Linked DNA regions of Mus musculus: all the other regions are linked to region 3. A link is a loop called in an ENCODE intact Hi-C map of the cell type or tissue named here. Cell type or tissue: gastrocnemius. All regions are shown on one strand. Links, peaks and the distances in the headings refer to the core of each region. The heading gives the core; the rest is flanking DNA. Region 1 overlaps Paics (phosphoribosylaminoimidazole carboxylase, phosphoribosylaminoribosylaminoimidazole, succinocarboxamide synthetase). Region 2 holds the start of Noa1 (nitric oxide associated 1). Region 3 holds the start of Aasdh (aminoadipate-semialdehyde dehydrogenase). Region 4 holds the start of Srp72 (signal recognition particle 72).

Region 1 (7,750 bases), core at 1,384-6,383, 58 kb before region 3:
GGCCTTTTCTGGTGTGTCTGAGACAGTGTACTCATATACATAAATTAATTAAAATAACTCTATAATCGACAATTCTGCCCCCCTCCTGACTTTGCCTATCTGTAGAAACATGCTGTCAAGGGCAGCTGCCACTGAAAGGTGGCAGTGTCAAGCTAGGCTTAGTAAGTATGTTCAACACTGCTGAGAGTCCTTAAGGTGCAGAAGAGAGGAAACAAGAGACCCAACTGGATCAGTGTATTAGAGGTCACTTCCCAAAAGCAGGAACTTGACAAGTATAGCAAAGGAGGGGGAAACACTGTCAGATCTATAGCTCTTTATGAAACACAGAATTTGGATTCCCCAAAACATCGGCTCCTACAGAAGCGAATCTGGCCCATTGTTCGGATATACACTAGCAAACCAATCAGCCCATCACACTCACCCACTCCTTAACTATGATTACAAACTAGAGACTCAATTTCTTAAAATGGTGGCAGGATGGTGACTGCAGGTGTGGCAAATGTCTTACCAGAGAGGCACCTACCAATCCTAGCTAAGCAGTGTTTACTCCATCCTTCCCTGGAATGGCTTTATCCCACGTACGACTGCCCTACTGCCCAAAGACCTCAGGAAAGAGACCTGGCGAGCACCTTTCTTCTACCTCTAATCTCAACCTTTTGAAAACAAAAAAACCAGGGTTAAAGCATGGGCAAGGTCTCCTCAACACTGTAAAAACAAACCCCAACAAAGCACAAATACATCCATCAACTTAGATAATGACTTAGAATGTATAGACCACACAGCGAGAATATATTGTTATACACAAGTATTTTAATTTTCAATGTATCAACTCAGTTCAAGCATTATCTACTGATTAACAACAACAAAAAATGCTATTACTCTTTTTAAAAAGTTTACTTTTTAAAATTGTGTGTGTTGGGTGGGGGAATGTAATAGTATTTGAAAGCAGGTGCATGAGGAAGCCATGGGGTCAGATCCCCTGATTTAAAGGGTATTTATTGTGAAACAGTCTACAGAGATGCTGGGAAGCAAATTCAGGTCGTCTGCAAGAGAGCCACACTGGTTCTTCATAGTGGTTCAGACAGCAGACACATTGTTCCAGTTCCATAGTTACATATTTACCCAACAGTGACTATACAGAGCGTGAGAATAAATTTAGTAGTGTCATGCCAATTTTACTAGCTAGAAAGATTCCCTCCACGGCAAGTTGAGTCTCAATACACAGCTCAGGGTGGCCCTGAACTTAAGAGGTCCTGCTGCTGCCTCAGCCTCTGGAGTGCTAAGGTTACAGGGACATATCACTTTGTAGAGCTAGAAATATTAGTAATATCCACTGACAATGTGCCAACTCATAAACACTGAGTAACATTTGTTCATTAGTAACTAAATTGTTTTCTCTTATGTGAAATCATTTTGCTTGACTTTTTTCTTTAAATCCAAACTAGGACTACGTAACTTTTCTCCTAAAAATTAAATTGCTTCTTTACAAATTGCATTGTCTGACCTTCTTATCAGCCTGCTTTAAGGATATCCACGTGTTTAATATGCTCGCTCGAAGTTTGGCCCACACCAAATGATTGTTTAACCCAAATATCTGAGCAGCAAACTGAGCTGATCCTTCTGGAGAAAGTATAGTTGAACAGCCAATACCTATTGGATCAGAAAAGAAAAAGACAGAAAAATGAGTTGGCAGCTTAAAAATTAAAAAAGATGATAATAAACCCAAATCTTATTTCTTAGAGATGCGTACTTAAGCATCTAAGTATAAAATAATTTAAAAACATAAGATCTGATTTAAAATAGTAGGCTGTAGTTAAAATATATAGTCAGACATTGAGATTGTACCTTGAAATTTTGGGCACACACAGCACTAAAAATTTTCAAGGTCTTACCACTGGGCAGTCGAAGAGATGACCACACATCCTGAGCGCCCCAGTCTGGTGTGATCGGGGGACAGCTGATAACCGGATATGCAGTATTGCCAGACAGCACTGGGCCTAGACCATTGCTTCTGCCCGCCACAGAGACAAATACAGTAGGTATGCCATCCCCTAAGGAAAGTATAAGATGGTCAGGTCCTTTATAACAAAACAGTGCGGGGCAGGTGAGACTGCAGTGGATAAGGGGTGTTTGCTGTCAAACCTGGTGACCTGTGTGACCTGTGGAACCCATACGGTAGGAGAGAATCAACTCTTGCAATTGGTACATGCATCTGTACACACATACAATAAAAACAAAACAAGCTAGGCAGAACAGGCCTGATGATCTTTGAGATCTGTTATATAAGAAATGTCATGAGGTCAGTGAGGAAATGGCTGGTTCATAGCTCCCTTCTGCTATTACTGCTTAGATTCAGTAAAAAAAAAAAAAAAAAAAAAAAAAAAAAAGAATTTCACCAACTAAACAGCTACCCTCATGTTGAGTTGTCCTTAAGTGGTGCTGGTAGACTCATTTAATAGTAATTAGAGATTTTGTGGATACTTCCTAAATTATAGTCTCTAGGAGCTGGGATTTCTGCAGTATAGCACCCGCAGTCCAAGTGCTTAGCATGCTTGAGGCTCCAGGCTCAATAAACTGCAGTATCAAACACCAACACCAAACGTGCATATACACACTTCAAATTCTCTAACAGCCTTGACATACAGAGGGCCTTACTCTGTAGCCCAGGCTCACTTTGAATTTACAATAGTCCTCCTGTTTTACTTTCCCAAACTGTGATACCCACTTCTGGTTCTATGTGGTAGTGGGTATTGAGTCCTGGGTTTCTTACATGCTAAATAAGCATTTTACCAACTGAGTTACACTCTATCTTCAGTCCGCCTAAAATTATATATTTTTTTTATTTTTTACTGGCAAAGAATCCAAACATTCATTAGCTTATTAAAAGGATCTGAAGTTTCAAGAGAATCAAACGTCATTTTTTCTTGTTTAGAACCGTTTTTTTTTGTTTTTTGTTTTTTTTGTGAACAAGTTCCAGTCGTTTAGATCAATGATATCCTATCATTTATTTGATGTGCTATCTACTGAAACTAAAGCTTGCTTATATGCTTCTAAGAAATCTGACCAGATACTAGAGAGGCTCTGCTGCTTCAGCCTCCTGCAGCTGAGTGAGGGCCTTCTTCTCCGTCGGAGCACACGAGAAACAATGCTAAGGAGTACTGCTTGTTAGACAAGGAGACCACCCCTCCTCACAGGTCTAGTCTGTTTTCTAAGGTTTTACATGTATGGGTGCTTTGCCTCCATGCTGTGTCTATGCACATGTGTGCAGTGAGCCACAGATGGCTGTATATGTTATGTCACTAAGCCATGTTTAAAAAGATTATTTTAAAAGATTATATGTGTGCCCACATGATTTTATGCATGCAGGTGACCATGAGGCCACAAGATGTCTGATCTCCTGAACCTGCAGCTCCAGGCAGTTGTGCGATGCCTGGTGTGGCATCCAGCTGAGGGCGCTCTCCAGCTTCTCTATCCCTGCATTTAAGTGTCCCCCTTGTCCCTTCATAGGCTTCTACAGTGTCCCTTCTGAAGATAAGTGTAAGAAATGTATAGCATGAAACATAGAAATAAATACGGGGAAAGCTCATTTAAGCATTATTGTTCAAAAATATGTTATTTGAAAATCTTTTACCCAAATCAGAACTACCCAAAATTCTCTAGGCATTTAAAGTTTACCTTCATATTCTGCTTTAATCCTCAAAGTCTCATCTGGTCCTTTATGCGCAGATGTTACTCTAAGTTCACATGGAATCCCAAAATTTCCACAAGCCTTCTTAATTTTCTCACAGTGACCAAGGTCAGAGGTGGAGCCCATCAGCACTACCACCCTGCACTGACTGTCTGACTTGAGAAGCAACTGGAAAAGAAAAACAGGACTATGAGAGATGGGTGACAGTTTATCTGTGTGTATGTGTGTGCGTGAGGGTGTTGAGCCTGGACGCTTTAGTGGAAAATGACCTTCAGTTCCTGATACTCTTGCCTCAAGTACCAGACAAATGGCTTTCCTTTTTCCTTACCTTCTCTTTCCCTTTTTGAAAGTGTCTCCAACAGCCCAGACTGACCTGACAGGCACTCACAGGTAACCGAGGATGGCCTTCAACTTTTGATGCTCCCAATAGCTGGGGTCTCAGGCTCGTGCCACCCCACTTTGTTCTATGCAGTTGTGGGCAATCAAGCCCAGGTTCCCCCCCCCCGCCCCCCCCCCTGTTTTTCGAGACAGGGTTTCTCTGTGTAGCCCTGGCAGCTGGCCTGGAACTGAGAAATCTGCCTCCCGAGTGCAGGGACTAAAGGTGTGCGCTACCACGCCCGGCTAAACCCAGCACTTCTTTCATGCTAGGCAGGCACTTACAAACTGAGCTACACCTCAGCACCTGTATGTTTTTGTTTTGTTTTCTTAGACATTATGTACTGCAGGCTGGCTTCAACCTCAGAGATACGCCTTATCTACCTTCCAAGTGCTAGGATTAAAAGCCTGTGCCATCATGCACAGCTGATATTTTCTTTCTCAGCAGACCAAAATTAAGCTGTGCAAAACAGATCATTAAAAACAAAATAAAAACACCACCACCACCACTCACTATGCACAAACCTACAATCCCAACACCAAGGAGGCAGGTCAACCTGGTCTCCATAGTGAGGCCCTGTCTCAAAAAAACCAAGAACATATCCCACCCCCTACCCCCAGCTCTATCTCTAGGCCTCTTAATATTCCGAACAGTAACAAAGTATACCGCGCCACTTTCTTTACTTTCTGTTGAACCTTTAAGACATAAGTCAACCAAATTAGGTTATCAACTTGTTAGTTGGCTTTTTGAACAGTAAATATAACTAAGTTGGAAATACTTGTCTATGAAATGATTATGATTCATATGAGTCATGTTCAACTCTCAAGGGTTCAAAGTGGTAATATCCTAGAAATTTAGGTGAAGCACAGAGGTTAGACACAGAATCCCAGGTCTCACACTAGCACCTGGGAACAGCATGCTTCACTTGGTGGCAGAGAGTTCCGGTCCACCAGTAAGTAGACTGCTGTGGTCATTCCTAAAGGTGACACTTTTGTTCAAAATCACTGAAAACAGGATGTAAAAGGCCTCTCTCGCTTTATTCTTTTCTTTATTTCAGCCAGTTTCAGTTAATCAGGTTGCACTCTGGCCTGGAACTTGAAACCCTTCATGGCTTGGCCTCCAGAATAGCTAACATTGTCGGTAAGCTCCATCACACCTGGTTTGAAACATTTTTCAGTTTTGCTGTGTGTGTACAAATGTGTAGAGGGGACACCCTCAGATGGTCCTCAGCTTTCCTTTCCCTTACATTCTTTTTCTACTTGTTTTCATGAATGTACATGTGCACAAATGTGGAGGTCAAAGAGCTTTTGTAGACTCGGCCTTTTCCTTTCAGTTTTAAGGATCTGTGTTCTGGGATTGTACCAAGGCATCAGGATCGTGTAGTAAGTGATTTAAACTAAGCCACTCTCGGTCGGCCACATCCATCCATCTTGCTTCCTCCCTTCCTTTCTTTTTGGCTTGGAATTTGCCAAGTTTGCTGACTAACGCTGACTAACAAGAGCGGGTCAGGGGATCCTCCTGCCTCGAAAGGCACAACCTTGGGCTCACACACGCCTGCCAGTACGTCTGGTATTTCCTTTGTTGTTTTTTCATGGGTACTAGAAAATCAAAGCCAGGCCTTCGTTTTTGTAAGGCAAGGAAACACTTTACCACCTAATGAGCCAACTGCGCAGTCCAATGATGTCATGAAAGAAAATACACGATGTTATTACAGAAGAATTACCTCCACTCGGTCTGCAACCCACTCAAAGTTTTTCTTTACCATCTGGAGTCCTTCTGGAGTTACTTCTTTGAGATCACGGTAAGACTAGAAGATAAAACAAAGTTTAAAAAATTACTTTCTCCTGCTATCTTAAAACATGTTTCCTTCAAGTCAAGATTATGACGCGTAGTATAATGAGATGCATCTGAAAATGCACCTTGACGTTCAAATGCTTTTTCAATGGGAAAGTACAATAGCAAAGTAAGTAAGTTTCATTTAAGGTCAAATGCTTTATTAGCAAAGTAACTGACTTAAGAACTAACATGTATACATATAGACAGGATTTTGCCTTGATTTTGTTAGAACTAAAGCCCCTTGTGGCCCTTAGCCTTGATGTTGTGAGGCTACAACATCAGATAAACACAGCCACTTGCTCTTTTACTGTTTTAGAATCTGAAGATGGTAAATACAAAGGAGATTTTTGTTCACTTCTGCTTTTTTGGTCCTGAAGGAGGAATCCAGGGCCTTGTATGTGGTAAAGAAGTGCTTGCCATTGGGTTGTATCTCCAGCAGAGAAATAATTTGTTTTTTCAAAAAAGCCTTATTTTTGCATGTATGCTGTAGCTGTCTTCAGACACATCAGAAGAAGCCATTACAGATGGTTGTGAGCCACCTTGTGTTTGCTGGGAACTGAACTCAGGACCTCTGGAAGAGCAAGCAGTCAAGTGTTCTTAACCGCTGAGCCATATCTGCAGCCCAAGAAATGACTTTTAAAGCTATCAATTAAGACTACTATCCTAAGCCGGGCGTGGTGACGCACGCCTTTAAGCCCAGCACTTGGGAGGCAGAGGCAGGCGGATTTCTGAGTTCGAGGCCAGCCTGGTCTATAAAGTGAGTTCCAGGACAGCCAGGGCTATACAAAGAAACACTGTCTTGAAAAACAAAAACAAACAACAAAAAGAGACTACTATCCTCCCCCCTTCACCTCTATCACAGCTTGATAAATAAGCTCGAATACCACATACCTGTTTGTCCTTCTGCTGGCTCCGATCTCCCGATGGCCATAGTCTCCAGGAATCATTATCAATGACATCAGCAAGAACAATCTCTTTGGTGGTTACATCAACACCAAATTCAATCTAGAAGCAGCACATTGCCAAGGAAATGATTTGAAAATGACACAGTACTAAAGACATTTCTTAGTTACAATGTTCACTTTTATGTCACCTATTTTATTAATACCTTCATATCAACCAGCGTACAGTCCTGGGGCAGCCAGGATTTCTCCAGAATTTCAAAAATAGCTTGTGTGGCATGACTCATGATGTCCACTTCAGTCTGCCCTATAACAAGGCCAGCAAAACAGAATTTTGCAGCAATGAGTTGCTCCTCAGACCACTGTGGATCATTATTGGCATCGTCCTAAGAATAAAGCATAGCAGTACAGTTCACTGAAATCTGGGCCTTTTAACTTTCCAGAAAAAAAAAAAAAGTGCTTTCCTTTAAATACATATTCCTAAGAATTGCTATTTTAAATCTAATTTTCTCCCAGAATATTCTATGATTCAAGTAATTATTAATTAAAGTCTACTTTAAATTTTTATTTTTTATGTGCCTGTATGTATATGTTGTGCTACACGTGTGGAGAGGAGACCAAGTTCTGGCTCTGGAAGAGTAGCAAGTGCTGCAGTACCACTCCATACCACTCCGTACCACTCCAGCCCCAATTTGACTACTCAAAAAGACAAAAACAAAAACCCTTATTACTTTTTTGTCTTTCTAGGTCTATGTGTGTTTTGTCCTCACATATCCCATCTCTGCTCCACGTGCGTGCCTGTTGCCTGTGGAGGCAGGAAGACTGTAGTGCACATCTGGAACTACTAGACAGCTGTGTTTGTGAACAGTCATGCGGTGCTAGGGCTCCTTGAACCTTGAACAAGTGCTCTTGCATGACGAGCCACCTCTCCAGCCTCAACTGTTTACT
Region 2 (7,750 bases), core at 1,605-6,604, 400 kb before region 3:
GCATAAATGAATTTTTTAGCTTTTCTCTAAGGTGGAAATACTTTAAATAAATACAGCCAGTCATGGTGAGGTGCCCCTCTAATCCTAGCACTCAGAAGGCTGAAGCAAGAGGTTCAAACCAGCCCAGACTGCAGCAAGTTCCACAGCATCCAGCGCTGCATACAGTACTGTCTGCATAAAACAAAGCCAGCCCTGTAAGTAACTAATAGATGCTACATCCATTAGCAAGCACAGAGAAGACCAAGGTCTATCCAGAAGGAAAAGAACAACAGGACCAGACCTTCTAGTATCGACTAAAGCCTGTGCCATTCGGTCGAGTTACCTGATCACGATCCAGCATGCTTCCTGCCACAGATCCGGAGTGATCTCATCGTCGTCTTCATCATATTGCATGTCTGCAAAAACAAAACACTATGCTCACTGGCCCTGACATGCCACGAGTTCACAGTCACCTCCATGAAGTAAATAGCACTCTGCTAAATAAAAGGCAACCACGTCACCCGACTTTCCTAGAATTTCAGACAATTAATGTCATATGCCTATGTCATATTAATATTCTTCCTATATAGAGTTTTTACAACAAAGGTTCGGTTAAGTTGTGAGAATTTATAATTTCTGTCTGCTCAAGAAAAATCCATGTACTAAGAGCTAAGCAGGAGCAAGATCCTCTGACCAGTAAGGCCTCATAGACAACAATGAGAGGGAAAATTGTTTAACTTAGCAACACCCTGGGGTGGTCTATGACTTCAACATTTCATACATTTATATATGCATATTTCAAATGTATGATATATACATGCATGTACATGTGTGTGTGTATATATATATATATATATACACACTATGCATATATGTATAGTATATATGTATTATATATATATGGGTTTTTGGGGTTTTTTTTGAGACAGGATCTCACTATGTAGTCTAGCTACAAGAACTGGCCTTAAACTTACAGAGATCCTCCTGCCTCTGCCTCTCAACCTATGACTAAAGACATGTGCCAACATGCCTGGCCTTTTCCAAAGATTCCCAACCCTCTTCTTTGTGATCTTGCCCCTCCTATCAAGATAAGGAGTCAGCCAGGCATGCTGGTGCACACCTGCCGTTCCAGCACTCAGGAGGCAAGAAGTAGAAGGATCACCATAAATGACAGGCCAGTCTGAGAGACACGATGAGCCCCTGTCTCAAAAAGAAACAAAGATAAAGGGTCTATACATCCTCTCCATGGGTTTTCATAATTTTCAACTCTCCAGTAAAGCCTGCGGCTAGAATGAGGTCACATGGTTTCAGGACAAGGTCAGAAAAAGCACTGCAATTCTGACTTGTTTGCTCTGAAGGCCAGAACTGTCACTAAAAAGCTTCTAATACTTTCCCAATGCTCGCTGATAATGCCAAACTGTAAGAGCCACTTACAGACATTCCAGTCAGAAATCCCACAGATTTTCTCAAGGTTTACTTTTATTTTATGCATATGATCTTTATGCCTACATGCACGCATGGGCTCCGGATATGTACTATTGGATCTCCTAGATTCATGCACAGCACGTTCTGGGAACCAAACCCAAGTCCTCTGCAAGAATGAGCGACAAGTACTCTTAACTGCTGAGCCATCTCTCCAGCCCCCTTGATTCAGAAACTCTGAAAGAGAGTCAACTCATGCCCACCATGCCCTGTACAGCTTTCCAAATAGTATGACCTTCCCCCACCCCCTCCATGCCTAAGACTGACTGCAGAGCATGGCCCACACTAGGCAGTACGAGCACCAGGCTACATCTCCAGTCCAGTAAGAAAGCTTCGTTTGAGCATCACGCTCCTGTTAAAAGTATCTGAAGAGTGAAATATGCTCTACAGAAATATATAGTCTGAGGGCCATGAACCTGAATTCAAACTCCAGGACCTCTATGGTACACCCCATGAGTGCGCCCACATTCATACATATGCACAAAATAAATAAATGTCATATGGTTTTAAAGCTCCTAAATTTCCTTCAAGTAAGAATAACTTTAAAAAGAATATAACGATTCTAATAGATTCTAATGAGGTATGAATGGGTCTGAGACATTGAAGCAATTTTAAAAGTTAAAGCGTTTGCTTCTATTGTTTCCATGAGAAAAGGGGGAGGGAGGGGAATGCATAGGACAGCCACAAAGTTGGGAGCTGGAATAAAATGATTTTTGATCAGAGAAAAGGGAGCTTAAAAAAAACACACACACAACATGAAAATAAAATGGGTAGGACTAAGAAGTGTTCATACAAAAAGTAAAAAGCCATTTTGTCCTCGTGAAAATGGAAAACATACCATCCTAGAACTGTCATCTCGTGGGAAGTGACCGCTTAAGGCCATCTTTTAAGGCAGTTTACTTAAACTGAAGACAGTGTGAAGGAATGTCAACCCAGAACCCGTTCTTTGTCCCTAATACGTCCAGAGTTTAACAATGTCTAACACAAGGACGTGGTCAAAAATTGAGCTTCCTGGGCCTAGAAATATGGCTCAGAAGCAGAGTATGTGCAGACAGGCCCTGGGTTCAATTCCCTGTGCCGTTTAATAATAATAATAATAATAATAATAATAATAATAGCTATTCAATAAGTCGACTGAAATGATAAATGAAATCAATCAACATCAAACAACTAAATGTTAGTTAATAAGCTACGCTATGTCGATTCTGGAAGGTGGTTACAGATTTAACGGGAGGCCGTGTAGGGAGCAATCAAGCCGACCCAGGAACGTGAACCCCGAGCCTGCACCGCTAGCAAAGCCCACTTCGTTCCCGGGCTAAATCGTAGGAACCAGGCTGCCGGGAGCCCGCGCGCCACGGACGGGATGCGGCGGCTGGCGCTGATCCCTGCTGCAGGTCCCCCGCCGTCCCGCCTAAGGGGCTATAGCGTGAAGCGTGCCTCAAGCGGTCACTTACCCTCGTCGGCGTCATACATCTTGGCCAAAGGTTTCTGGAGCTCTTACTCGGAATCGCAAAGCTGGAGACGGGAAGCGCGGCGGCAAACTCAAGAGTGCGATACCAAGCAATGTCCGTCTCCGACGTTCCCAGAATCCTCGGCGTCTCAGCGAGGGGGCGGGGTGTGAGGCTTGCGCCTGCGCAGACGACTGGCAAAGGGTCTGGCTGGACTTGAACTACGCATGCGCGAGTGATGACTAGCTGGCTGCCGCTGAGGACAGACGGCTCCTTAGCCAGAAGTTAGGTTACGCTAATGAAAGTTTCTTGCTGCGTGTTTTGATTTGTTTGAAGATTTATGAAAGAAATGGCTCCGCGTGTGGACTGAGCACTGGAGAACCTTCTGCTCACCCAGCTCTATCGAGTCCGTGCCTTTGCACGTCTGCCTGAACTCTCGAGTTTCAGAGCTGTCATCGCGAGAGTGCGAGAATCGGCCGCACTGTTGGACAGTTCCCTCTCGTCTAGTCGCTGGGGGAGGAACTTCTCGGACGCGAGCGCGCGTGCGCGCGCGAGGCCCCGCCCTCCTCGCGCTGTCCACATGCTGCCCGCGCGCCTGGCTTGCGGGCTGCTCTGCGGGCTCCGGCGGGGCCCCGCGCCGGCCGCTGCGTGCTACGGCCCAGCACGGTGGCTTCTGGAGGGGAAGTGTGAGGTCCCCATCCGCCAGCGTGCATCATCCTTGGGCCGTCGGGTTCCCCCGAGCTCCACGGCGACCGAGGACTATGCAGAAGGCCCGGACACGGAGGAACGCTTTCTGTTCCCGGAGTACGTCCCGGAGCGGACCCCGGAGGAACAAGTGCGGGAGTTGCAGGAGCTGCGGGAGTTGCAGCAGCTGCAGCAGGAGAAGGAACGAGAGAGATTGCAGCAGCGGGAGGAGCGGCTTCAGCAGAAGCTGCGGGCGGGCTTCCGGACGCTGCCTGTCCCGGAGTTTCCAGACGCCTCGGTGCCGCCCAGCGGCATCTACTGCTCGGGCTGCGGAGCCGAGCTGCACTGCCAGCATCCCGGCCTGCCGGGCTACCTGCCGGAGGAGAAGTTCCGCGACGCTGCCCAGGCGGAAGGCGGCCCGGCGCGGACCGTGTGCCAACGCTGCTGGCTGCTGGTGCACCACGGACGAGCCCTGCGCCTGCAGGTAAGCCGCGATCAGTACCTGGAGCTTGTGAGCGCAGCGCTGCGGCGTCCCGGGCCGGCTCTGGTGCTCTATATGGTGAATCTTCTAGACCTGCCGGACGCCCTGCTGCCCGACCTGCCCAAGCTGGTGGGCCCCAAGCAACTCATCGTGCTGGGGAACAAAGTGGACCTGCTGCCCCAGGACGCTCCCGGCTACTTGAAGCGGCTGCGGAAGCGGCTGTGGGACGATTGCATCCGCGCCGGGCTCGTGGTGGCTCCTGGTCATCAAGGACCACAGTACCCTGCCGGGGATGAGCCACTGGAGGAGATAAAGAATCAGAATCCGTCCTCCAGGTCCCGCACGGTAGTCAAGGACGTGCGACTGATCAGCGCCAAGACGGGCTATGGAGTTGAAGAAATGATCTCTGCTCTTCAGCGCTCCTGGCGCTACCGTGGTGATGTCTACCTGGTGGGCACCACTAATGCTGGCAAGTCCACTCTCTTTAACACACTCCTGGAGTCTGATTACTGCACCGCCAAGGGCTCCGAAGCCATCGACCGGGCCACCATCTCCCCCTGGCCAGGTGAGGCCCCATTGCTGAGAAATTAGATTTGACCCAGGCACCTAGTACATATCCTTAAATGTCCACCTTGAGCTGCCTGGAGCCGTCCCTTTAAAATGTCTTTCCTCTCTTTGGACATACCTCTTGTGACAGGTTAGTGTTTGGAAGTTCGATGCATGTTTGGTTTTCTAATAGAGATGTTTCTAGAGGGACTGGGGCTAAAGTGCTTGCCTAGCATGCACGAAACCTGAGTTAGTCTACCGCATCCAAAAGGATGTGCGGTGGCAAACTCCTGTATCCCCAGCATTAGGGAGGTGGAGGCAGGAGGAGATCAAAGCCATTCTCAGCTACATCGTTGGAGGCTACCATGGGATCCATAAACAAAATAAACTTTTCTTTTTACTCTAAGACCCCTTACCCCCCAATCTTACTCTTCATTCACCCCCTGAATTGACTTATTCTTGGACTGTAACACATATAAAAGAGCTGATACAGTATGGTGTGGGGAGATATCTCAAGAAGAAAGGACAGTTTTCTGAGAAACTAACAGCTTGGCATGGTGACACTGTTATCAGGGCTCTAGGGAGGCAGAGCCTGAGGCTGCCATGCAAGAGCCTGTCTCAAGGAAAAAGCTGAGGAAGGAGGAGGGGAAACATGCATACTTGGAGAGCTATAGTCTTAGGAATTAGGTTGTGTTCCCTTGAAACCAGAGTTTAACTCCGTTAGCTACCCTTTGGCACTGAGTATTTAAAGCTGTCTATGTACCTTGGGTGTACTACAGCAGTGCACAGTCATGACGTCTTTGGGAGTCAACCCTCTCACTGGGATTGCCTAAGACCATCAGAAAGCACAGTTATTTACAACTTATAACAATAGCAAAATTACAGTTATGAAGTAGCAACGAAGGATAATTTTGTGATTGGGGGTTATCACAACATGAGGAACCATGTTATCTAAATGGTCACAGCATTAGAAAAGTTGAGCACCACTGATATAGACGATAAGTAGGAAAGCAGGGGTAAAATGGACTTGCAAATTTTGTATCTAAATTCTCAGCCTACGAACCAGTCACCAGGCCTGTTTTCTCATTTGTAAAGGGTATGGAATAATTACATAGCAGTTGTCATGAAGATTAAAGGAAATAAATCAGAAATGTTTGGGTTTCTTCTCTCACATTCTTTTTGAAAAACATACTCTTTTGGTATTTCAGGCACCACATTAAACCTCCTGAAGTTTCCTATTTGCAACCCGACTCCTTACAGAATGTTCAAAAGACAAAGAAGGCTTCAAGAAGATGCGACCAAAGCTGAGGAAGATCTTAGTGAGGAAGAACAAAGTCAGCTCAATCAACTGAAAAAGCACGGCTACATAGTAGGTACGTATCCTTCCTCTACATAGTAGGTATGCATCCTTCCTCTACATAGCCATTTTCCCAGGAAGAGGCTTCCTTCCCTATTCTGGAATGTAGGCTTTTTGTAGGAAAGGTTACTATTGTTTGGAAACCCAAACTAGCAACGGCAGTAAAGGTCTTTGACGAAGTTCTCCATCTCTTTGTTATCTTTCCTGTGATTTCATTAATGAAAAAGAAAAAGGGATTTTTTTACCACCTGACAGAAAATATACACAGCCTGAAACAAGACCGACCGGAGAGAATGACCCACATTATCTTCTAAAAAGAAGACAAAAGTATTGTCATAGCCACAGTCTCATAGTCATACACATAGTTAGTTTGAGTGACTTATTTAAGGCAAACATAAAAGATGTCTTCAGAGCCCAGCCTAGTGGTGTGGTGTACACCTTTAGTCCCAGCACTTGGGAGGCAAAGGCAAGCAGACCTCAATGATGTCAAGGCCAGCCTCTTCTACATAGAGAATTCCAGGGTAGCCAGAGCTACAGAGTGAGACCCTTTCTCTGCAGGGGTAGGTCTTCAGGGATGTCAGGTACATACCTGGAATCACAACACTTAGGAGATTTAAAACAAAAACAAAACAACAGAAAAACAGAACTCAGTTTCATAGTGATTTTGAGGCAAGTCTGAACTACATGAGATCTTTTCCAGAATACAAACAACAACCAAGATAAATACACACATGTGTATGTTTACATACATATATGTATGATCTGTTTCCTATCACTGTAGAAGCTGAGGAGAGAAAATCGCAAGTTTAATACCATCATGAACTGTGTATAGAGAACCCATCTCAAATTTGTTTCTTGGGGCTGGAGGGATGATGGCTCAGTATTTGGAGCACTAAAAGCTCTTCCAGGGGACCCAGGTTCAATTCCCAGCACCCACATGGCAGCTCACAACTGTCTGTACCTCCCAAGATCTGACACCCTCTTCCAGACATACATTCAGGCACAACACTAATGCATGTAATTTTTTTTTCTTATGACCCAAAATCAAAGCATTAAAGGAGTGTCTGATAACCTCTGTTTAACCTGTTGTAGGAAGAGTTGGAAGAACATTCTCGTACTCCAGAGAACAGGACGAAGTTCCCTTTGAGTTTGATGCCGACTCCCTGGCCTTTGACATGGGAAGTGAACCAGTTGTGTCTGTGTGCAAAAGCACCAAGCAAATAGAGCTAACCCCAGAGGACGTGAAAGACGCCCACTGGTTTTATGACACCCCTGGAATTACAAAAGAAAGCTGTGTATGTATTTGTTTTATTTTAGAAACATTTATTTTTAATATTAGAAGTATTTTCTTAACTGCAGAAAACAAGCAAAGAGTTGTGCTTCCAATATTAAAACTTGGTTCTGATTTCTTCATGAAAACAGTTCACGGATGAATGTATATGCGGTCAAATTCTGTATTTACTCTGTTGACATCGCTGTAGGCAAACTACATTATTAACTTTGTAGTTGCTACCTTAGGGAGGCATGTTATAAGTTCCTGTATTTTAAGGCTAGAAATTACAGATATTGCGATCCAGCCTCCTAGTCTGTGCTTGAATTTGCTTGAGGACATATCAATCAGACATTGTATAGTTTGAACTGTGAGTTAGGACAACTTATTGGGGCGATTTCGTGTGAACTCCCAGGGTATTCAGCTATTGTTTGCCTGCTCTATGCATTGCACTGAAAATCTCCCAGTAACATACATGTATTCATTGTTCTTCAAAGCTATGT
Region 3 (7,750 bases), core at 1,026-6,025:
AGGAACAGGGGGGTGGGGGTGGGGTGGCGGGGAGGGGCTGGAGAGATGGCTCAACAATTAAGAGCACTGACTGCTCTTCCAGAGGTCCGGAGTTCAATTCCCAGCAACCACATGGTGGCTCACAACCATCTGTAATGGGATTTGATGCCCTCTTCTGGTGTGTCTGAAGACAGCTACAATGTACTCATATAAATGAAATAAATCTTTTTTTAAAATGTGGAGAGCCTTTTAGGGTGTTGACATTGGCCAAAGACAAGGAAATGGTCTTCTGGCAGAAATCTGACATTGGCCATGACAAGGAAGTAAGCTTTGGCAAGAATCTAACTTTAGGCTATAATAGGGAATAGTCGGTTAAGGCAGGAATTTTAATCTTAGGATGGAACAAAAGAAGTAGACTTCAGGCAAGACTTTGGGCTTGGGCAAGGAAGTGGGCTCAAGTATTTTGGTTATTATGACAAGGCCTTTTAAACAACTGGAGTGAGTAGTCACGGGACTTTGCTTACTGCCTTGTTAGCTCCTTATTGTACTGCTAGCCCTTAATACTTGCATGTAATTTAAATGGTATAAAAAGCAGATTGAGAAAATTAAATTTGCCTTCAGTTTCAGTATTGACTGGAGTCATGCTACAATGTTGTCTACCCTTTTTTCTTTTTAATCCTCACTCCTGCGCTTGAGAACCTGTTGACTGACTGAGCAGGCTTGGTTAAAATAAAATAAAATAGGAACGGATGATTATGGATTATTACACTCTAGAAAAGTGTCTTTAACATGAGATAGCTCAAAACCAGTAGGAAGAAAAGAAGCAACTGGGAAGGAAAGGGGAAAGCACAAATTACTGAAGGTAGGTGTCTTAATCAGGGTTTCTACTCCTGCACAAACATCATGACCAAGAGGGGAGGAAAGGGTTTATTCAGCTTACAACTTCTAAAGTGCTGTTCATCACCAAAGGAAGTCAGGACTGGAACTCAAGCAGGTCAGGAAGCAGGAGCTGATGAGAGGTCATGTTCCTTACTGGCTTGCTTCCCCTGGCTTGCTCAGCTTGCTTTCTTAACCAAAGACTACCAGCCCAGGGATGCCACCATCCACAGGGGGCCCTCAAGCCTTGATCACTAATTGAGAAAATGCCTTACAGCTGGATCTCATGGAGGCACTTCCCCAACTGAAGCCCTTTCTCTGTGACAGATGGGGAAAGAGGCCATGGATAATCACCATGGCTTCTTCATTCAGAACGAAAGCCTAGTGGCCTTTTCCACTCTACTGACGTGCCCATGGTCAGTCCTGGACATGTCTCTGCTTGTGTGAAGCTTATTTGTTGGAGTTGGCCAATCCAAAATGAGAGGGGGACCCACCCTGTACCACTAAAAATATTTAAATGTTCAGTGAGAGTGGGTGAGGGGGACTTGGTTTTGAAAATCCCCTCTTCACTAGTGAGAGAATGTATATACTCTGTATATACTTTGGCTTTTAATAAAAGATGTTTGCTGTGATTCATTTCCAGTCTTTTAAATTCTTGGGAAATCACTGGGAAAAAAAAACTAAACCAAGCTAAGATCCCTAGATAGAAACTCTTGTGCTAATAGAAAGAAGCTTTGGGTCTGATACAGGCCTATAATCCTGCACTTGGGAGGCTAAGGCAGGAGGTTCTTGAACTTCCAGGTCAACATGGCAATATTGAGAAGAAAATCAAACTACGCTGGAATCAGACATCTGAAGGATGAGGTGTTATGGGTTGGGTTAACGAGTTAAAGAATTCCTTAAATAAAGCCGTGACATACTGAAAGTATTGGAAAAAGCAGTTCACAATGAAAATCTTTTTAAAGTGTAAATTTCAGGCCCTGACTGGAAAAGCTTGACCGCCTACAGGGATAAGGAATTGGGATTCCCCTTTAAAATCAGCCCAGGCCGTTCTGATGTCGTTGACCAGAGACTGGAACAACAGAGCATCGAGTTGAACAGGAGGCTAAAAGGAGAGGTCCACTGGGCAGGTAAAAGACGGTGTTCTGGCTGGGCTAGATAGTTGGCTTAGTGGTTAAGAGCACGGACTGCTCTTCTGAAGATCCTGAGTTCAAATCCCAGAAACCACATGGTGGCTCACTACCATCTGTAATGAGATCTGATGCCCTGATCTGGTGTGTCTGAAGACAGCTACAGTGTACTTAGATATAATAATAAATAAATCTTTTTTTTTTAAAAAAAAAGACGGTGTTCTTTCTAGAGAGAGAAAAGTCAAGTGTGCTGGCTAGTTCTTTGTCAGCCTGACCCAAGCTAGAGTCATGCGGAAAGAGGGAACCTCAACTGAGAAAACACTTCGTCGCATTGGGCATTCTTCTTGCTGCATGACTGATGTGGGCAATGACACCCCTGGGCAGGTGGGCTGCTCTTCCAGAGGGCCCAGGTTTAATTCTCAGTATCCACAGGGTGACTCAACAATTAACTCTGGTTCTAGACAACCTAGTAAGATCATTTTGTGGCCTTGCTCCAGGCACCATGTGTTGCATAAACATGCACTTAAAAGACCTATACACATAAAACAATTTTTAAAAAGGAAAGAAAGAAAAGCAAGCTAAGCAAACCAGTAACCACCATTATTCCAGTCTCTGATTCAGGCCTTGAGTTCCTGTCCTGACTTGTGATAGTGATAGTGCTTTGATAAATCTTGGTTCCCCCAAGTTGCTTTTGGTCATGTTTTATCACAGCAATAGAAAGCTAAGAGAACAAATACAACACTTAAAAAGGTGTTTGGCGAGGCCCATAGTACACAGGAAAATGTGGTTTTCAAACAGGTATTTCCTGCACTGTTTGGAGGGACAGATGAGAAGGCAGATCTGATTCCATGACAGGCTTCAAATTAGCAGTTTAGGAGACTAGGCCTAAGGTCAGGCAAATCAGTTACTAGAAGAAGAAGAAAAAAAAAGGCTTCAGGCAGTTAGTCAGAACTGCCCTGATATCTGAGACTGCCTGGCCACCTAGCCTGAGGTAAGGACAATGGGTCAGCAACAGTTTCCAGACTTCCTCTACAAAGATTTCTAGACTTCCCAGTAACAATGCCTAGAGATAAGTAAGATAAAGCTCTCCTACCCTGGAATTCCAATGTGCTTTCAATGGAGCCTGCGAGCTCATTTGCTTTTACTCTGTGTCTTTGTAATGGGGACGACCCCACCATGCTGAGCTACAGAATAAAACACACTTTGTGTTTACATACTATTTGAGTCCAGGGTGTCATTCTTCATGGACCCTTACAAGCTTCTGTTTTCCAGCAGATAAGGACACACTCCTTTGTTTTTTAAGGCACTGTATGTAGATAGTGCTTAGCCACTTCCACCTCTCCCCCCAACAGGAACCAAGACAAAAATCCCATCTTTCCTCTCTGCGAGGGCACAGTAACTCACCACAGTGGTGACCCTTCCCATTTATTGTAATAATTGTGCCATCGGAAAAACACACATCCAGGCATACAGTGGCTTTAGGGACTGCTGTTGACCTCAGACAGGCCTGGGTTTCCTCATAGGGAAGTGTTGTAAATAGCTGCAAACGCCAGTTAGGAGTTTCATTCTGACAGGGGGCTTCCCTGGCATACTTCACCGCTGCCATGACGGTCGCAACCAATCTTGAGTATGTTCCCAGAAGGTGTGGAGGGGATAAGCCAAATTTACTCGCCAATTAGGCGGTGATTACTTCACTTCAGCCTTTGGGATATTTCTACCCGCACTTTAAGGAACGAGGAGACTCCGGGTCTCGGAGATATGGCTCTGCTGTCAAGGAAGCTCACTGGCCATCCAGAGGTCCCTTCTAGGTCTCCAGCACCCATGTGGTGGCTCACAACCACCTGGGACTATGCTCCAGGGAATCATCGGCCCCTGCAGGCACACGGAACACTCAAATTCACGCAGACGCACAGGCATGTTGCCTGAAGCGTCACCTTCAGCGGCAGGGCTGAATCCGCACGGACCAAACCCGTTGGGCCAAACGCGGCGGAGACCTGTGCGCCACGTCTGGGCGGAGCCCCGTAGGCGAGAGCCCGCCCCCCGACGCTGGAGTGACGTCACGGGCGCCCGAAGATGACGCAGAGGTCCGTTTTACGGCTGCTGAGCGTCTGCGGCTGGGCTAGGAAGTGCACGCCACGCGCTGTCGTGAGAAGGTGGGGCGGGAGAGCGCGGGCGACCCGGGGAGACTTTGTGAGCTGCCGGACCCCAGCTTGGAGCGGCTGTGTGGGTCACCTCGGTCACCTGCTGCGCCACCTCTTAGCGTGGTTCCGAGAGCCAACGAGAGGCTTTTGTGATTGTAATTAAGGTGGCTGCGTGAGAAGTATAAGATGCAGACGGATAATTTACCTATATATATAATGCCCAGTATAGGGAGAACCCTTAAGATCAGGATCTGTTGGTGATTAAATGGCTTTATTTACAGTTGTACATTACCGAGCTGCTAATCTTAAGGCTATAACACGAAATTTGCTTGCTAGGTCATCCCTTTTCATGGCTCACTTGTTTTTCTTTCCTTTTCTTTTTTTTTTTTTTAATTTAAAATTGTGCGTGTGTGCGCGTGCAGCATGGTGAAGAAACAAAAAGGACCTTTCGGAAGTGGGTTCTCTCCTTCCATTATGTGAGTCCCGTGATCACACTTAGGTTTTCTGGTGTGATGGCAAGTTAGTTTCTCCACTGACCCATCTCGATGGCCCAAGTCAGTCTGAAGGGAGGGGAGGGGGACAAAGACAGGGACAGAGACATAAAATTCAATGGCTGACATGAATATCTGGACAAGACTGAATTTTGCCACTGGGAGCTTTTAAATTCAAAGTAGAAAAACTCCTTAATTATAGATTTTGTGTGGTGAGTTTTGTAGCTAGTTATAAAAATGACATTTTAAGAACTAAGTTATAGCCGGGCGTGTTGGCGCACGCCTTTGATCCCAGCACTCAGGAGGCAGAGGCAAGCAGATTTCTGAGTTCGAGGCCAGCCTGATCTACAAAGTGAGTTCCAGGACAGCAAGGGCTACAGAGAAACCCTGTCTCGAAAAAACAAAACAAACAAAAAAAACCTAAGTTATAGTCTTGTTATTCTACTGCTGTGAATTATGTTAGTAGATTATATTTTCTTGTGAGAAAATAGCAGTTACACGTGCTTGCTTTTTAGAGAAAAGGCAGCTTTTAAACAGACTTTTTTTTTTTTTTTTAATTTTAGGTATAGCAGTGTTTTACCTGCATGTATGTAAGTGCACCATGTTCGTGCCTGGTGTCTTCAAAGGCTGTGGGATCAGCCAGAACTGGAACTATGGACTGTATTGAGCTCCCCAGTTGGGTGCTGGTATGGAATCTGTGTCTTCTGAAAGAACAAGGACGGTTTAACTCCTGAGGTACATCCCCAGGTTCAAACTAGATTTTTGTAAAAATATGTATAATACATTAATGTGGAAAATTGGGCGCTTAACAAAATTTATTTGGGTATTCTGTGGTCTTCTGTAGGCAAAAATAGCAGGAGATACTCTACTGCAATAGCCTTTTTTTTTTCTTTTTCTTTCTTTCTTTTTCTTTTCTTCTCTTTTTTTTTTTTTTTTTTTTTTTAAAGATTTATTTATTTATTAGATGTAAGTACACTGTAGTTGTCTTCAGACACTCCAGAAGAGGGCATCAGATCTTGTTACAGATGGTTGTGAGCCACCATGTGGTTGCTGGGATTTGAACTCCGGACCTTCGGAAGAGCAGTCGGGTGCTCTTACCCACTGAGCCATCTCACCAGCCCCTTTTTTTTTTTTGAGACAGGTTTCTCTGTGTAGCCCTGGCTGTCCTGGAACTCACTTTGTAGACCAGACCAGGCTAGCCTCGAACTCAGAAATCTGTCTGCCTCTGCCTCCCGAGTGCTGGGACTAAAGGTGTGTGCCACCACGCCTGGCTACACTTATATCCCAAAATAAACTCATCCCCTATATCCTGTAGAACATACTATATGTAGATCATATGATTTGTTTAATGGCCATTTGTGGAAAATCATCTTTTGTGTACATAAAAGTTAGATTTATGGAAATATTTGTTTAAAAATACCCTAAGTATCAAAATAGTCTTGTTCTTTAAAATTTAATAGTTAGGAATCACATTTCAGTTTTTTTGTATCCTTTTTTGACTTTATGGGTTTAAGAAGGCCTTTTCTTTAACTCAGTTGGATAGTAATTAAATGACAAATTGAAGAGTAATTCTATTCTGAATCAGTAAGTAAACCGCTTAAGTATGAACAGGTAAAGAATTGGAATAATATGACACTTGATAAATCTTATTTTTCTCTGATATATGTTAATAGGATTCAGAGGAAAGTCTCCTTTGCCTTCAAGGAAACTAGGAGTTACCATATTTTTGTTAGCATTGATCCCTAGTGGTTTTTTTGTTTGCAGTTTTTTTGAGACAGAATCTCTGTGTGTAACCCTGGCTGTTCAGGTACTCTTTATATAGACCAGGTTGGTCTTACAGAGGTCCACCTGCCTCTGCTGGGATTAAAGGTGTGCTCCATCATGCCTGTTTTGTTTTGTTTTGTTTTTTTTGGGGGGGGGTTCTTTTTTTTTTTCTTTTATGTGAATGTCACATCCTTCCCACATATTTAAGTGTGATCCAGTGTTCATTGACTGTTGTCAAATTGCTTTTTTTTAATGTCATTGCTTTCAGCAAAGTTGCCACAGGTATTTTGTAAGTTTAGAGCTTCAGTTATATATCTATGCTACAGATTTTGTTTGTTTTAGTGACACAACGTACTGCTGTTACCAAAGGTACAATAGGAGATCATTTATTCTGAGCCAAATATGAGTGATCAGGTTTCAGGACCACAGATTTAGGTTACCCTAAAAATCATATCCCAAGGTAGAAGCAGGTCTATGAACTTGTACAGTTGAAAGACAAAGGACAGTAAAATATCAAGGCTTTTCAAATACATTGGTGAGAATTAGGTGGATTCCAGCAAATCAAGGGAAGTTTTCTTATAGGTTTGGGGTGGGATCAGATGATGTTTGTAGCTCTGGGCGTGGTGGGAGCTAAGGTGCTTATCCTCACAGATGCTTCAGGTGACAGCCACAAGGACATTGGGTGGACACAGGTAGGCAGTAAGCCTGCTTTCAGGAGAATCCAAGGTAGTTGATCTTTGAGTATGCAATATCCCCAATACCTAGTCTCCCGCACTTTCACCAGTCAGCTGTGCAGAACCTTAAATAGACAGCTCTTATCTGGGCACTTCCTTTCAGTTCATTGTTTTGCAATGCTGGGGACTGGACTCGGGTACACTGGCAAACGATCTGTCACTGACCTAGTTACCCAGCTGATGGTCATTTTTGCTAGTAGACAAGTTCCCTCCTCACCTCCTGACAACTCCCCTAACGTTTGACTTTTCTTTCTGTGTAGATTTCTCAGCCACCAATGTTTAGACAAACCTCAATAAAATGACTCTTCAGGAGTTGGTGCTTCGGACTGCCTCTGTCTATATGGATAGAACAGCTGTATGTTTTGACGAAGGCAATAACCAGCCTCCAGTGTGCTATTCCTACAAGGCTCTGTTGAGCGCGGCTTCAGAATTATCCCATTTTCTGATAGCACACTGTGACTTTGGAGGAATTCGGGAAATTGGTCTCTATTGTCAACCTGGGATAAACTTACCCTCCTGGATTTTAGGGTAATATTTCTAGTATAAACTGATATTACTCTAAACCAATTTAATAGTTTTAATATGTAGTATACTTTGTAAGCTATTGTTTTATTTGCTGTACACATTTCCTATGG
Region 4 (6,895 bases), core at 1-5,000, 69 kb before region 3:
TGTCTCTTGCATGCTGGATTACAAGCATAAATTGTTTATGTAACTCGTTTCACATTTACATTCTGCATTCTTTTATGTTTTACCCCCTTCTTAGCAGTTCAAAAGAAAGACAGCTCAGCTGGGCGTGGTGGCGCACACTTTTAATCCCAGCAGTTGGGAGGCAGAGGCAGGCGGATTTCTGAGTTCGAGGCCAGCCTGGTCTACAAAGTGAGTTCCAGGATAGCCAGGGCTACACAGAGAAACCCTGTCTCAAAAAACCAAAAAAAAAAAAAAAAATAGACAGACAGACAGACAGCTCTGGAAATTGTGGCACATCCCATCATTCAGGAGGCTGAAGCAGGACTGCACAGTTTAAAACCAGCTTGCGCTACATAGTGAGTTCCAGGCCAGCAAGGATTAGATCAAACAAACACACAAATGCAAAACAAGAAAAACCCAAGAAAACAGAAAACAAGTAAAGAAAAAAAAAAAAACACAAACAAAATAAAATTCTGAAATTCTTCCAACAGTCCAGCAGAAAGGAACCAAGATCACTACTTTGTCTTCCAACTTCAGAAAGACCAACGAAAAAGGAAAGAGAAGCAGGCCAAAGGTAAAGCGCAGAAGAGAGCAATGGGAGGTGAGCAATGGGCGAGGTGATAGCGATGGCCAAAGTATTTCCAATGACAGTAACTAACAATAACGACAGCAACTAACAGTCACTTACTTGGCTAACACTTTGGTGTGAGTATTGATGACATTCAAGGCTTCTTTGAAACTTCCATTCTGGATAAGGCAAACTACTTTACAGTGCAGGGCAGTGACATCATCCTTGTTGATCTGCAATACTAGAGAACAGTGTTTAGGAGAGCCATTTCTAAATCCATTCCTCTTGCACACTTTTACTAAATACAGACGAGAATCCAGCTTGCCTAACGAATGTGAGGCCCACAGTCTAATCTTCAGCACTGTAAAGCAAACAAAAAGTACAATGTAGGGCTGGAGAGATGGCTCAGTGGTTAAGAGCAACGACTGCTCTTCCGAAGGTCCTGAGTTCAAATCCCAGCAACCACATGGTGGCTCACAACCACTCGTAATGAGATCTGATGCCCTCTTCTGGTGCATCTGAAGTCAGCTACAGTGTACTTAGATATAATAATAAATAAATCTTTTGTTAAAAAAAAAGTACAATGTAGACATGATTTATCTTTAGAGTGTTCTAAAGAAATATTCAAAATTTCCCTTTCCCATAAAGAGATCAAAGGGAAATACAAAGAACTCAGGCGGCCACGGCTCTATGCCAACAGCGTGTCAAGTGTCAAAATGACTAGGACCATGGTTCCCCTCGCTCCTAGTCAACCACAGGAATCCAATTCTCACTTTACGAGTCGTCGAAGGGACTTCTAGAAATTAATAGACAGGGCTGAAGGGACAGTCTTGGCTGATCAAAGAAGTGCTACAGAGTTTTATACCGATACTAAATATTGGTTGTAGGCCCACTGAAGGGCTAAAGTGAATTCAAGTAAGTTTGGCAATCATCAATTCTAATTAGTAGCTGTCTTCCTTAATGCACTGTGGCCACTGTCACTACTTTTATAGGAACTCAGGAACCCGAAGGTTTAAAGTGTATATTACTGTGATAGCCTTTATGTAACTGGGGCTTTGTACAGCTGAAGGGTTTCATAGTTACATCACCAAACCTGACACACACAGGTGTATCTACTGTACAAAATATAGCACGGCCATATTACAGGCACATAGTGATGAATAACAACTTATGGAATCTCATACTGAAGGCAACTAAAATTTGAAATTATAACTTATGGGGGCTAAAAATGCAGGTTAGTTTCCTTACGTTATTTTAAATGTTGGGACGCTCACTCACTCACTCTCTGGCTAAACACTACGGGGAAGACTTTGTGCGTGGAAATGAATAACGACTTGATATTCACACCTTTCCAATCTGCAACGCTTCCACCTTGTCTGCAACAGAGCGGATGCTACGTGTCCAGACAGGTTTCCTTCCCCGGCCCCAGCCCCAGTCAACAAGTTTCCTCCATGACACTGTCCTGATCCCTTCACTCAAGATGAACGAAGAAAAGTCAATCTGACATCTTTGCAAAATCCCGCCGCGGAGACGACACGAAAAACATTTTGGGAAGCGGTTCCGGACGCCATGGTCTCTTTAAGTCCCCCCTCCCCCTCGCGCCCGGTCTCGCGGGGACAGAGGGAAGTACACGTGGCCTTAAGCGACCGAGCTCGGGCCGCCGGTGGCCGTGGGACAGCGACCCGCCCCCGGGCTTGGGGCCGAGCCTGAGGACGCAGCGATCCCCCTCCGCGCTGTGCCGAGGGGTCGCACGCTCGACCCAGGAGATGTCCTCCTCCCGACAACCCGGGCCGCCGGGACACTTACTCTTGTTGACAGTCTTGAGGGCACGCGTGAAGTCGCTGTTCTGCCCATAACGGTTCACCTCACTCCACAGCGCAGGGACTGACACCCCACCACTGCCGCCGCTCGCCATCTTGGAGGAGGTGGGGGTGAGGTGGGGGAGGGGGGTGGGAGGAGCAGGGCGACCTCTGCCCCGGAAGAGGATCTCGAAGTTGGCTCGGCGAAGGAGGAAGTTGATGGTTGCTAGGCGGCCGGGAGTCGCGAGCTGGTCTGTCCCAGAGCTAGCGTCAGAAATCGGTTTTTAATTTTTTCTGTCTTGCGGCAAGACATTTGTTTGCCTGACGCCCTTACTCCTAATCCAAAGGTGACTGGAGGTAGGAGGGGTCAGATTCAGAAGGCGCTCGCCGAAACTGTTAGCCCCAAGCCGCCGGCATTCTGGGGAGACCCCTGTGCTCCGACTGTGGCCGGGCGACAGTCTTTGGGAGAGAAAACTCCCGGTTCTTCGGGTGGTAGGAGGGGTACCTAATTTAAGGAACCGTAGAGAGGCTCTTGAAGGCGGCAGGTAGAGCCACAGCTGCTCATGGGTGCTTCGGGATTGCCATTTTAGGACACGAGCGGTGATTAGAACCTGGGACTAAATCTAGAAGTGAAGATAGGTCTGGGACTGACAAAAATACAGTGAACGGCACTGTTTAACCTCCCTTTGAGATCTAGTTTCAGGAGCAGTGTGGGCTGGAAGCCCGAGGAGATGAGAAGGACCAGGTTCTGAGGTGAGTATATTGACTTAGGTAGATGTCATACAATAAACTACGTCCTGGAGGCCTTCCTTAATGTACTTTAAGGAAACCTGTTCTTGCAGCCTAGCCAGTACACATTCTGCTTCCAAGGCTCGACTTCCTTGTGGAGAAGACCCGTGCATACTATGTAAGTGGTCTTAGCATTCAGCTACACCCTCTACAAGATTACACCATCTACAAGGCTCTCTATTCCTGAGTATTGATCCTTAAGTCCCCTCTCTTTGAACGACCTATAGTCCTAAGACCAGAGACCTTATTTACTTTGCTTACTACCTGGGAGACCTGAACCAAACCTTCCTTCACTTCCCCTAGACTCAACCTAATGTTCTCTTAATGTTGCTACTTAGGTTTTAAACCACCTATCTACTTCCTGTTTCTTGCCTGAGTCAAGTGCTGAAACGCTAGCTGATTGTCATATGTGTGGTCAGTATGATACATCAGACTGAACTTAAAAGAGTTTCTTTTGGGTCATGATTTCATAGATTTCAGCCACAGTAGGTTGGCTTTGTTGCTTTGGAACCTCAGTGAGGTGCTTCATCATGATGGAAATCATGTCGTAGTGGCCCTAAGCCGCTCACCTAATGGTTACTGGGAAGGAAGAAGCTGGAGAAGCCACAGACAAAATGTCAAGTTTTTAAAAAGTACACTCACGCTAGGCACCATCTCCTACAGCTGTGACCCCGCCAGGGGGGTTACAAATTAGATATTTAAATTACTATTCATAGCAATAGCAAATTTAGTTATGAAAGTAGCAACAAAATAATTCTATGGTGGTGGCTGTGGGGTCACCACAACATGAAGAACTGTATTAATGGGTCATGGCATTAGGAAGGTTGAGAACCACTGGCCTAGACGTTCCACCACCTTTAAACAGTGCCAAAGGAGCCTTGACAAAACACCCAAGACCCCAACTATAGTGTATTTCCCAGCTGCTGAACATGCAGTCGTCTATTAAATCACCCAGTGCTGTGTCCCCATCTTTGGGAATTTGCACTTTTATTCATTCAGTGAGTATCTCAGTGCTATGTGCATGCCTGTACTAGGAATTTACAGTTGCTGAGGTAAATAAGATGTCCAGTGTCCTTGGATTATGTATTTCCTAGTTAGATGAGATAGACAATAAACAACAATATACTAAGTGGTGGTAAGTTCTCTGAGGAACTGAGGATGACAATTGAGACTGGAGACCTAGTTTTTGTTTTTCTTTAAAGATCAGAAAGTCTGAGTATCTGCATCTGTCTTAGGTGCTGGCAGAGCCTCTCAAACGACAGCCATACCAGGCTCCTGCCTGCAAGAACATCTCGGCATCTGCAATAATGTCAGGGTTTGGTGTTTGCTGATGGGATGGATCCCAAGGTGGGGCAGTCTCTGGATGGCCTTTCCTTCAGTCTGCTCCATTTTTGTCTGTGTTTCTGTTAGACAGGAACAATTCTGGGTTAAAATTTTTGAGATGGGTGGGTGGCAGACCGCAACTAGGGGCCATGTCTATCTACTGGAGGTGGTCTCTTCAGGTTCTATCTCCCCACTGTTGGGCATTTTAGCTAAGGTATCCCCATTGGGTCCTGGGAGCCTTTCCCATCCCTATCATCTGGGACTTTCTAGTGGTTCCCCTCTACCCCCAACTGCTACATATTACTATTCATTCTCCTGGCCCTCTGGACTGCTCTCCTGTCTCTTCAAATACCTGGTCCACACCCCCCCTTCCCTCTGCCATCCAGGCCCCTCCCTCCCTCTGCCTCCCATGATTATTTTGTTTCTCCTTCTAAGTGGTATGAAGCATCCACACTTTGGCCTTCCTTCTTGTTAAGCTTCATGTGGTCTGTGAGTTGTTTTGTGGTTATTCTGAGCTTTTGGGCTAATATCCACTCATCAGTGAGTACATACAGGTATGTCCCCTTGGGTCTAGATGTACATACCTCGCTCAGGATATTTTCTAGTTCCATCCATTTGTCTGCAAAATTCTCGAAGTTCTCATTTTTAATAGCTGAGTAGTACTCCATTGTGTAAATGGATACATTTTCTGTATCTACTCTTCCATTGAGGGACATCTGGGTTGTTTCTAGCTTCTGGGTATCTTTGAACATAGTGGATGGAGCATGTGTCCTCATGATATGGTGGAGTATCTTTTTGGGTATATGCCTAGGGATGGTATGACTGGGTCTTCAGGAAGAACTATTTCCAATTTTCTGAGGAACAACAGCCAGATTGATTTCCAAACTGGTTGTACCAGCTTGCAATCCCACCAGCTATGGAAGAGTGTTGCTCTTTCTCCCTGTCCTCACCAGCATCTGCTGTTACTTGGGTTTTTAATCTTAGACATTCTGATTGGTGAATAAGTTGGGGAGAACACCCCCCTTTTTTTTTTTTTTTTTTTTTTTTTTTTGGTTTTTTGAGACAGGGTTTCTCTGTATATCTCTGTATAGCCCTGGCTGTCCTGGAACTCACTTTGTAGACCAGGCTGGCCTCGAACTCAGAAATCTGCCTGCCTCTGCCTCCCAAGTGCTGGGATTAAAGGTGTGCGCCACCATGCTCGGCTTTTTTTTTTTCCTTCCTTTTTTTTTTTTTTTTTTTTTGAGAACCCCTCTTAAAGGCAGAGGGGAGGCACATGGACTGGGGAGGCTCGAGAAGGGAACATTTGAAATGTAAACATAATAATAATAGATCAGAAAGTCTGTCAAAAGTACTGTGTCATTATTCCATATTATGATCATTTAAAGGACTGAAGTTCAAGTTCCTCTTTCTCCACATCTTCACCAGCATCTGCTGTTGCCTCAATTATCTTAGCCATTCTGACTGGTGTGAGGTGGAATCTCAGGGTTGTTTTGATTTGCATTTTCCTGATGATTAAGGATGTTGAACATTTTTTCAGGTGCTTCTCAGCCATTTGGTATTCCTCAGGTGAGAATTCTTTGTTTAGCTCTGAGCCCCATTTTTTAATGGGGTTATTTGAATTTCTGGGAGTCCAGCTTCTTGAGCTCTTTGTATATATTGCATATTAGTCCCCTATCAGATTTAGGATTGGTAAAATCCTTTCCCAATCTGTTGGTGGCCTTTTTGTCTTATTGACAGTATCTTTTGCCTTACAGAAGCCCCCATAATCAGACATCAAACCCAGAAACTATTGCATATGCCAGCAGGATTTTGCTGAAGGGACCCTGGTATAGCTGTCTCCTGTGAGGCTATGCCAGTGCCTGGCAAATACAGAAGTGGATGCTCATAGTCAATGGAACACAGGGTCCCCAATGGAGAAGCTAGAGAAAGCACCCAAGGAGCTGAAGGGGTCTGCAAACCTATAGGTGAAACAACATGAACTAACCAGTACCCCCAGAGCTCGTGGCTCTAGCTGCATATGTAGCAGATGGCCTAGTCGGCCATCACTGGGTAAAGAGGCCCCTTGGTATTGCAAATTTTATATGCCCTAGTACAGGGGAATGCCAGGGCCAAGAAGTGGGAGTAGGTTGGTAGGGAAGCAGGGCAGGGGGGAGGCTATAGGGAACTTTCGGGATAGCATTTGAAATGTATATAAAGAAAATATCTAATAAAATAAAAAAAAATAAAGGACTGAAGTTCTAATTCAGTGGTAGCCATTTAACTAGCATGCACAAGGCCATAGATTCAAATACTTGTTGGGTGGAAGAATCTCACAAAACACAAAAATCAACAAAAAACGAACACACACACAAAACCACAAACCCAAACCCACCGAAATCCCCAAACACTACAAAGAATT

The links. Hi-C counts contacts between places; a loop is a spot of excess contacts. Peaks named below come from ENCODE experiments on the same cell type or tissue, not always from the same donor. Only the 100,000 strongest peaks of a DNase experiment are listed, where the experiment ranks them.
Region 1: a loop joins it to region 3, with 2.4 times the contacts of the local background. A loop is called at or near these places in 23 of 42 quality-filtered maps.
Region 2: it touches region 3 in a loop (6-fold over the local background); 2 of 42 quality-filtered maps call a loop at or near these places.
Region 4: a loop joins it to region 3, with 5 times the contacts of the local background. A loop is called at or near these places in 13 of 42 quality-filtered maps.

The regions. Positions count from the first base shown.
Region 1 is chr5:76,960,548-76,968,297 of GRCm38, reverse strand. It overlaps Paics (phosphoribosylaminoimidazole carboxylase, phosphoribosylaminoribosylaminoimidazole, succinocarboxamide synthetase), which reads right to left. Exons shown (of 9, transcript NM_025939.3): 4 at 7,009-7,188; 5 at 6,792-6,905; 6 at 5,788-5,871; 7 at 3,676-3,856; 8 at 1,893-2,051; 9 at 789-1,650. The coding sequence ends at 1,484. Among named protein-coding and RNA genes, the nearest start is that of Srp72, 10 kb to the left of the region's middle. In gastrocnemius, for the core only: a CTCF peak has its summit at 3,446 (motif pointing right); no DNase peak of the experiment used is centred there.
Region 2 is chr5:77,305,796-77,313,545 of GRCm38, reverse strand. Noa1 (nitric oxide associated 1) reads left to right here and starts at 3,460. Exons shown (of 7, transcript NM_019836.3): 1 at 3,460-4,639; 2 at 5,829-5,993; 3 at 7,070-7,272. The coding sequence starts at 3,490. Polr2b (polymerase (RNA) II (DNA directed) polypeptide B) reads right to left here and starts at 3,062. Exons shown (of 25, transcript NM_153798.2): 1 at 2,916-3,062; 2 at 323-395. The coding sequence starts at 2,934. In gastrocnemius, for the core only: no CTCF peak of the experiment used is centred there; DNase peaks (open chromatin) are centred at 3,086, 3,398 and 3,930; H3K4me3 peaks cover 3,394 bases; H3K27ac peaks cover 2,205 bases.
Region 3 is chr5:76,901,811-76,909,560 of GRCm38, reverse strand. Aasdh (aminoadipate-semialdehyde dehydrogenase) reads left to right here and starts at 4,085. Exons shown (of 16, transcript NM_173765.4): 1 at 4,085-4,138; 2 at 5,181-5,352; 3 at 7,376-7,643. The coding sequence starts at 7,414. In gastrocnemius, for the core only: a CTCF peak has its summit at 4,107; DNase peaks (open chromatin) are centred at 4,053 and 4,641; H3K4me3 peaks cover 1,798 bases; H3K27ac peaks cover 2,220 bases.
Region 4 is chr5:76,970,330-76,977,224 of GRCm38, reverse strand. Srp72 (signal recognition particle 72) reads right to left here and starts at 2,524. Exons shown (of 19, transcript NM_025691.1): 1 at 2,393-2,524; 2 at 707-827. The coding sequence starts at 2,501. In gastrocnemius, for the core only: no CTCF peak of the experiment used is centred there; DNase peaks (open chromatin) are centred at 1,287, 2,251 and 2,515; H3K4me3 peaks cover 2,598 bases; H3K27ac peaks cover 2,091 bases.